Regions from separate parts of the Homo sapiens genome. Here region 2 is linked to region 1. A link is a loop called in an ENCODE intact Hi-C map of the cell type or tissue named here. Cell type or tissue: Calu3. All regions are shown on one strand. Each heading gives the region's core, and the rest is flanking DNA. Links, peaks and the distances in the headings are about the cores only. Region 1 overlaps LOC105374524 (a long non-coding RNA gene). Region 2 has its middle 450 kb from the start of ADGRA3.

Region 1 (4,404 bases), core at 324-4,323:
TATACCCACAGAAAATGATAAAATGATACAAAATAATAAGAGGGGGCTCTCAAGGTTCTATGCGACAGGAATGGCTGTTTTTAAAGACAAGCAAGATTGCAGTATATTTCAGGATATGTGATACGGCTTGGCTGCATCCCCATCCAAATCTCATCTTGAATTCCCACGTGCTGTGGGAGGGATCTGGTGGGAGGTAATTGAATCATGGGGCAGGTCTTTCCCATGCTGTTCTTGTGATAGTGAATAAGTCTCACAAGATCTGATGGTTTTAAAAAGGGGAGTTTCCCTGCCCAGGCTCTCTTCTCTTGTCTGCTGCCATGTGAGACAAGCTTTTAACCTTCTGCCATGATTTTGAAGCCTCCCCAGCCACGTGGAACTGTAAGTCCATTAAACCTCTTTCTTTTGTAAGTTACCCGCTCTTGGGTATGCCTTTATCAGCAGTGTGAAAACGGACTAATACAATATGTTTCTATGAATGTGGTTCCTATTCCCTAATTTGGAGTAAGTGCCCAGTGTGCTTTGTTTTTGCCCGAGCTTGTCTTTTGCTTTTCATCCAAGATCTCCAATCATAACCAGACTGCTGAGACAGTGGATAGGGGCTGGAGAGAAGTTGAGGAACATAGCAGTCAAATACTTGCTCTTCATTTTACGATCATTGCTATTTTTCTTTCAGAACTTAAAACTATCAGGCTAAACATAATAATAATAACTTGGGCAACTTTACATTCCTATCTAGGACTTAATTTGAGGAACATTCATATTTTATCAGGAAATCAGCATTTCTCTTTTAAATATGTACTTTAAAAGGTTTATTGTACCCTAAGGTGTGATTTATGATATCTCGAGGCTCAGATATTTTCTGTTGGAATGCTCTTCCCACTCATTCACAAAAGTCAACTGGCCAATGGAATTCACTATACGGAGCTTGCTTTTAGAGGTATTCGGGTCACTGTTGCTGTTTAGAGATTCAAAAACTATAGCCCGGATACAGTGGTATGAAAAACCAGTTGTTTCCATGAAACCTTCCTTATTTTATTTTTTGAGACAGAGTCTTGCTCTATCACCCAGGCTAGAGTGCAGTGGTGTGATCATAGCTCACTGCAGCCTTGATTTCTGGGGCTTAAGCAATTCTGCCACCTCAGCCTCTCGAGTAGCTGGGACCACAGGCACTCACTGCCATACCTGGCTAATTTTTAATTTTTTTGTAGAGACAAGATCCTGCTATGTTGCCCAGGCTGGTCTCGAACTCCTGGGCTCAAGCAATCCTCCTGCCTTGGCTTCCCAAAGTTCTGGGATTACAGGCATGAGCCACCACACCTGGCCCTGAAACCTTCCTTTATTATTCTGTGTTAGGTCACAAAGAAGTCTTGATTTGAATTATTTAAGTTTCACACAGAAAGTTTGGTATATAGCTTTAACATTTTTATGTAATATCCCACAAGCATTTGAGTTCTTTTTCAAAGAAAAATCAGAGAACAGTTACAGGAGGGTGGGCATCCCCCACCTCACGCCACCAATCCCGCATTAAAGCAGCTAGTATGCTCTGTGTTAAAGCCCAGGAGGAAGAATGTGGTAAATCAGAAATGGCAGAAACCTGCAAGACTTCCTAGTTTTTGGTTCTAAAAGACTAAGTGCATGAAAACAAACAGAGTGCTGGCTCCAATCTAGAAAATGACTTCCTGCTGTTGCAAGATACATGAGTCCCATGGCAGTATTGTCTTGAGAATGTGGCACACCCAGTAGCTGGAATCTTAGTCCTTGGGCTCCCAGCCTTTTGAGATTCTTGAGTAGCAGGCTAGCATCATAGTGACAAACTTGAAAAGAATGCATCAACAGGGCTGATAAACATTTCATTCATAACCACTGTGGGCCAATGATGAAGAATGCAATGACCTTCCCACCACCAGCCACTTCAATTGACCCTAGAATCTCAGTGTAACACTGAGGAAGCCCCAAGATAAACTAACATGTTCCCACCAGTAGAGGGTTGGCCTCTACCCTGCTCTCTCTCTTTTTTAATCCCTTCTCTCTAACTCTTTCATAAGTTCTTTCTGCTTTTTCATCCCCATTGCAGAATTGTGCCCTACATCTTTTCATTGTTAGTGACGCAGCTGACTAAAGGAATCTCAGCTTCAAATTTTTAGGAGATAAATTTGATGGGACAGGAGACAGTTCTCAGAGTCTAGCACTTACGAGGTCTCATGTTTTTCTTCTCATTATAATCCTGAGTTCATACAAACGAAATACCAGCGATCTAGCTCTTTATCCTTTTTGACACGGCCCGAAGTGCCTGATTTAGCTGTCCATATTTACCTAAGGCTTTTACATAAGTTTCCATATTATATACAAGTAAAACCTTTGTGGCAGAAGATACACCTATGAAAATCACATAAAATCGCACATGCAAAAAACATATAAAGTAATCAACGATAACATATTATGCACAAGGAACACAGTGCTTTTTAAAATTTCTCTTCCTTTTCCAAATTTTCTTCTATTTAGTACTCTATGCCATGCCTTAACTTTATTTTTTTCTTCTTTCTTCTTCAAAACTAATTCCCAAACATATTTCCTCCTAGTTCCTTTCTTTAAAAGCTATTATATTTTCCTTGCAAAATTTCTGCAATGCATTATTCCAATAGGGTGATGTAATGATGGTTGATGTAAATTTCTGACCACTTTGCTCCTTCGTCTTCTCAGAACTCTTTACGATGCGCAGGAGGCCAAGGTAGACTTATTTGCTAAATCACTGCTTCATTAATCTCATTCCTTTACCCCAAATTTCAGCCCTTTAACAATTTTAAATGGATCCTGAGTTTTACACTTCCAACTGATTTGCATTTTTCTTGGTTGTGTGCTGTTGAACAGCTGCTGTTTTCTCCCCAGAAGTGGGTGGGGGATGGTTTCCATGGAGATGGTGATGACTCTGCTAGATGTGGACACCTCCAATATTCCCACTGCATTTGTAATTTCTAGCATCCATTCCATGTGGAGTGTCTAAGTAGTTTCATTTCCTTGTGGCAATAAACCTCTTGGAATTAGGACTCCAGAACTCTTTACTTGGCCCTGGTTTGTGACTACAAATTTATTTAATTGACATCTAGATGTATTTATTTATCATTAAGTCCTTAAATGGCTATGTGCTAAAGAAGGCAATTAAAACAGGTACAATGCCTTTTATAAGTAGGACACCTTGCTGTAGTGCTAAAGTCATAGTAGACATAGAACAAATGCTTATTGATTGATTTGTGGCACTATAAAGGAAACGTTTAAGTCTATTATGTTACTGCAGAAGGAAAAAAGAGACTAAATTAGAATCAGTTCAAAAGCAATATTACCAAATTCATTAGTTACATTCTATTTTAGTCATCTTTAGTGTTACAAAATGCTAATTTTAGAGATAATCTTGCCTAACCTCATCATGAAAAATAATTTAATAACTTAGACGATATAGCTGGCATTGTAGGGTAAGGTTGAGTCATGGGAGGGCAGATTGTTGCAACACTGATTGTTTAAAGAAGAAAAAAATTGTAGAAAGTAAAAAAAAAAAAATTGAGACCTATAATACAATCATTCATTTATTCTTTCCTTTGTTGATCCAACAAATGTTTATTGAGGACTACTATGTGCCAGCCACTGCCAAGCAGCACAAATAAAATTCTGAGCAAAATATATTCTTTTCCTTACAGAACTTAGAATCCAATGAGAATATAAATATTAAACTAATAAACTCAGAAATATATAATTACTAGCAGTAATACTATTTCTTCTAGAAAGGTACAGAGTGGTATAAAAGCACTGTGTAACAAGAAGATAGAATCTAGACTGAGGTACATGTGGCCAGAAGAAATCCAAAACTTGGGTAGGATTTAACTGGATATGGTCAAGGTAAAGTTTTAATCAGCATTAATGTTCTAAGCAGTGTTTAACAATGGCTAATACTTGTTGTTCAATTAGGATAATTGAGTCACATCTAAGTACTTTGCCATGAGCCTGGTTTTACTATTACTTCTATATATGAAGAAATGAAATGTAAAGAAGTTAAGACCAAGGTAAGAGAAAGGCAAGGCAAGGCCAGGATTGGGTCCCAGGCAGTCTGAAACCAGGGCACACACACACCTGATCATTACTATATATTTTCTTATGTGGTGAGCAGAGGCAATAATAGAAGTTTTTGTTCCAGTAATCCAGTGATTTTGTAAGACCACAAATATTAGATCTGGGTCTAATGCCCAAAATGTTATCGTATTAGTTAGGCATAAAATGGGCTGAATCTATTTATGACTGCAGACAGTGTACATACTAAAGACATCATGAGACTGGTGAAGGATGTGAAGGGCTCTCACTAGAAGTCTATGCAGAGTGTTGATCTCACACCACAATTTCCAAATGTCTTATGTCTTG
Region 2 (4,404 bases), core at 121-4,120, 53 kb before region 1:
CACTTTAGATGGCAAGGATGAATTTGTGAGTTGAACCTGATGGACTATCCATTAATCACAGCTCAAGGCAGCTTTGTTGTTTTCTTTTTATTGTTGCATGCCCAGTAATTTTAATTAAGGTTTTAAAGAAGAAACTTAAAATTTATAGTTGTAATTGAATGCATCTTATGAAGAAAATATATGCTACAGTGATGTTCACAATTTGGGATTAAGAAACTCTCACTTGAAATATAACCCTCATAGATGTCAGGGGCTCATTGTGTACATTTGGGGAACTCCTTCATATGCATTATCTTATTTGGACCTTAACACCTCTGTGAGGCAAGTCAGCCCAATATTACCAACACACTTTTATACATAACTAAAGTGAGAACATAGCAGTGATTACCCCCCACCTCCAAACACACACACCCCAAACTGAAATCCTACACAGCACTGTAACAAAGCAAGGGTCTGAACCCCAGAAGCCCAGTTCTCAGTTTGGTAGCAGATCCATCTAACAAAATGGTTTTCACTGTGTCCTTTTCTGAAACCACAGAGATTCATTGTCTGGCTTCACCAAATCTATGTTCAACCTAAAATAATGATATATGCTTCTTTCCAGTTTCATTACCATTATCACCTGCAGCAAGCAATGGTAACGCTTCTGAGAGCACTTATGTTTATGGAACATTTTGCATGTGTGCACATATAGAGATCAAGGCTTGCCCCTCAAATACCATTCAAATGACTTTAATCACAGCAGAAGTGAGGATGTTTGAAATATCGGATTACAAATATTAAATTAAAAGAGTTAATACAATTTTTTAGATGCTTAATACCCAATAAATGCTAAAATAATGTTACTATCAAACAATGGTCTTAATAAATGCTATAGAACATTGAAGCACCTAGTGGTCAAGAAAAGCTCGACAAATTAGGCAGGATTTGTAATGGCCCTTGGGAAGAAGTAAACTCAAACTGGATAATAGACAGGCTCTGGAATCTGGCTGCTCGGGTTTGAATTACAGCCTAATCACTTCTGTGCTATGTGAATGGGGGTTAAGTAATTAATTGACTCAGTTAACTCAGAGCCTGACTCTGATAAGTAACTCTGAGCCTTAGTTTTCTCATCAGTAAACTGGAGAGAAAATAATTGGTTCTACTTCAAAGGTTGTTGAGAGAATTAAATAAGACATGCAAAAACAGTATATTGTCTCGTATATGGTAAATGCTCTGGAACCAGAATTAATTTTATCAAGCATTTTCTACGTTCTTAGCACTACTTACATGTGTCAACTCATTTTATCTTCACATCAACCTTAGGAGTAGTACATTATTATTCCCATCTTAAAGATGAAGATCCTGAGGTCCAGAGAGATTAAACAATTTGCTTTAGTTCACACAATCTGGAATTGTGATATCTGTGATTAAACCCTAGGCATTTGGCTCCAAATCTATGTTCTTTACTAAACTATACCAACTGTACAAACATCAGCCCTACTGCTATTACTACTACTACTACAATTTGCTTTAGTTCACACAATCTGGAATTGTGATATCTGTGATAAAACCCCAGGCATTTGGCTCCAAATCTGTGTTCTTTACTGAACTATACCAACTGTATTGTTGTTGTTATTGTTATTATTATTACATGTCATTAACACTTTCAGAAAGCTGACAAACATAAGACGAACAGGAGTACATTCTAGTGTGAGCAAAGATAGAAAGGTAGAGATCTATCTGACCTAATAGATACTCCCTTGGCCAGTTTGATTGAAGCGGGAGGCTTATGTAGGAAAGAGTAGGAAGCCAGATTGGAAAGCAGGGTTGGAGACACATTGCAGAAGATTTTCAATACAACACTAGTCAGATAGGGCTTTGTTATCTGGAAAATGGGAGGATTTTGAATCATTTTAGTAAGAGAATGATTAACTTACATTACTGTTTAAAATAAAGTGGGCAAGGAGAGCAGGTAGATGTATATATAGATGATGGTTCGTTCATTCATTGATTCATTCATTCATTTCCCATTCCTGTGTCCCACCCACTGTAATGCATGTTCAGAGCACAAATAAAAAGATATACTTCTGTCTTTAGGACAACGAATACAGTTACATATCCACAAACCTATGCTCTGTACAGTAAGAAACACACACCAACATAAAATGTGGCTTTAAAGTAATGAAGCTAATTGCACAAGACTCTTGTGTAATCTATCTTATCACTTTATAGCCTTAGCTCGTGTATAAAAATTATATCAAAATGTAAAAGCTGAGGAATTAATCACATTCCTTAGAAGTTATTCTTCTACGTGACTCACTCAGTGGGTACGTGATGGAAGGAACTTTTATGGTGGGGGAATTCCTATCAGTCACAGCTTTTATAACTGCCTATTGATGATATACACTGCTCCATAATGGCAGTGCTAAAACTGGCTTTTACTTCCTTAAACCATCATTGTATTGAACCATGTAACCAGAAAATCACAATGTGGTGATCTCTCTCTACACTAATCCTCCCCTGAGCGCTTAATGACTTGTCTGTTCATCCTGGAGATAATAAACCTAACATTGAAGCAATAGCTGTCTTGGTGACTTTGCATAAATCATTATTTGTAAAAGTGAAGGAAAACCTATAGATAGGAGCCAAAGACTGGGATTGCTCAACTTTCAGGAATTAGCTCTGATAATTGCTGTGGCTGCATTAGGAATGCACTGAACAAATACATGCAAACCAAAAAGTAAATATTATTTCTCAAAATGATCAATATAATAACTTCCAAGACAGGAAGGGCAATTATGAAATATCTTAGCAAGATTTGTCTAAGCAAAATAACATTATAATGAAATGCTTGCTAGGGCAGAAAATGGGAAACAAGCAAAGAACTAAAGAAATATGGACAGTTTACTCTTCCACAGCTAGAAATCAAGGTGATGTGTTGTAAGAAAGTATATATGGAAAACAGTTGTTAATATAGTACAATTTACAATTTTAAATCGAGTTGTTTCCAATAATTTTAAAAGATGGCTGCAATTAAAATAGTTTTCTGAAGGCTGAAAACCTATTGGTTTCCCAAATGATTTTTATACTATTCTGTTTTCTTCAGCTTTTCTCTTCCTACCTTGAACCACTGTTGAAATCATTCTATTTCTCAGCATCCTCCTAAGCTAAGAGAACACAAACATTTTATTGAAGCAAATACAGATAGAATTTCTCCCTCAACATAGATTCACAAGAAAACAAGGCAAAGACAAACTGAAGAGAGAAGTAGGATATAGCACTATATTCAGTCCAGTTGCCTGATTTCCATTAGCCTTATCCTAATTTCTTTTAGGCTCTTGTCCCAGGGGCCAATTTTGTTGTTCAGAAGGCATACAGGCATATAGATGGGTGGCTCAGCCAGCAGAATGTACTCTTAGATTAATCAAAAGGAGCTAGGTTAGTAGCTACTAATCCTGGAAAGGAAAGCATGAATACACTGCTGAGTTTGCAGCTGATGGAATACCATACTAATGGGTTAGCAACTGGCTCAGAGTCTGAACAGGGAGTTCTGCTTTTATTTTTCATTCCCTAATGTCTTCTCTTCACAATCTCTTGCTTTCTCCTGTACTCTGATTCCTTTCTCTCTTTTTTCCTTTCTTCTACAATCTTTCCATTTATTCCTCCTACCTTGATTGTTGCAATGGCCTTCTAAATTGTTTTTCTGATCCCACACTTGCCCCTACAGTCTGTTCTTAGTATTGTAACTAGGGAGACCTTTTTATAACATAGGTCAAGTTGCACCCCTTCTCTGCTCAACACCCTGCCCTAGCTTCTCATTTCAAAGCTAAATCCTATGCCAAGGTCTTTAACATCCTACATGGTCCAGCCCTCTGTTCAGTTGCTGAGCTCGTCTTTTTTACTCTCTCCCAGGCAAGACAAGCCCACTCCCCAGTATCTGCATGACCCACCCTCACCTCCTTCAAGTCTGCTTAAATCTCAGCCTCTCAATGACCACTTACCACCCTATTTAAACTAAAATCAATCTTCCCTTCTTTTTCTTGACCGTGGTATTCTTGATTTCTTTTAGCCTATTACTCATAACATATTACACAGTTTACTTATTTATGTTTATTGTTTGTTGTCTGTCTTTTCCTACTAAGCTCCATTAGAATGGGGTTTTTGCTTGTTCAATGTTTTATTCTATGAGCCTAAAACAGTGCATGAGAAAAACTGGCATCCAATAAATGCATTTGTTGAATAAACAAAAGTAATCTATCTTCTGAGAGGAAGACAGACAATACAACTGGTAAGTGTAATGATGGAGGTCTATAGCATGATATTTTATCATTTTTTAATGGATACATAAAATTTTACATCTTTGTAGGGTACATGTGATATTTTGTTACATGCATAGAATGTGTAGTTATCAATTATCAAATT

The links. Peaks named below come from ENCODE experiments on the same cell type or tissue, not always from the same donor. Only the 100,000 strongest peaks of a DNase experiment are listed, where the experiment ranks them.
Region 2: it touches region 1 in a loop (5-fold over the local background); 3 of 110 quality-filtered maps call a loop at or near these places.

What each region holds. Positions count from the first base shown.
Region 1 is chr4:23,020,387-23,024,790 of GRCh38, forward strand. All of the region lies in intron 3 of LOC105374524 (a long non-coding RNA gene), which reads left to right. Among named protein-coding and RNA genes, the nearest start is that of ADGRA3, 510 kb to the left of the region's middle. In Calu3, for the core only: a CTCF peak has its summit at 1,993; a DNase peak (open chromatin) is centred at 1,785.
Region 2 is chr4:22,967,160-22,971,563 of GRCh38, forward strand. No RefSeq gene overlaps it. Among named protein-coding and RNA genes, the nearest start is that of ADGRA3, 450 kb to the left of the region's middle. In Calu3, for the core only: no CTCF peak of the experiment used is centred there; a DNase peak (open chromatin) is centred at 2,472.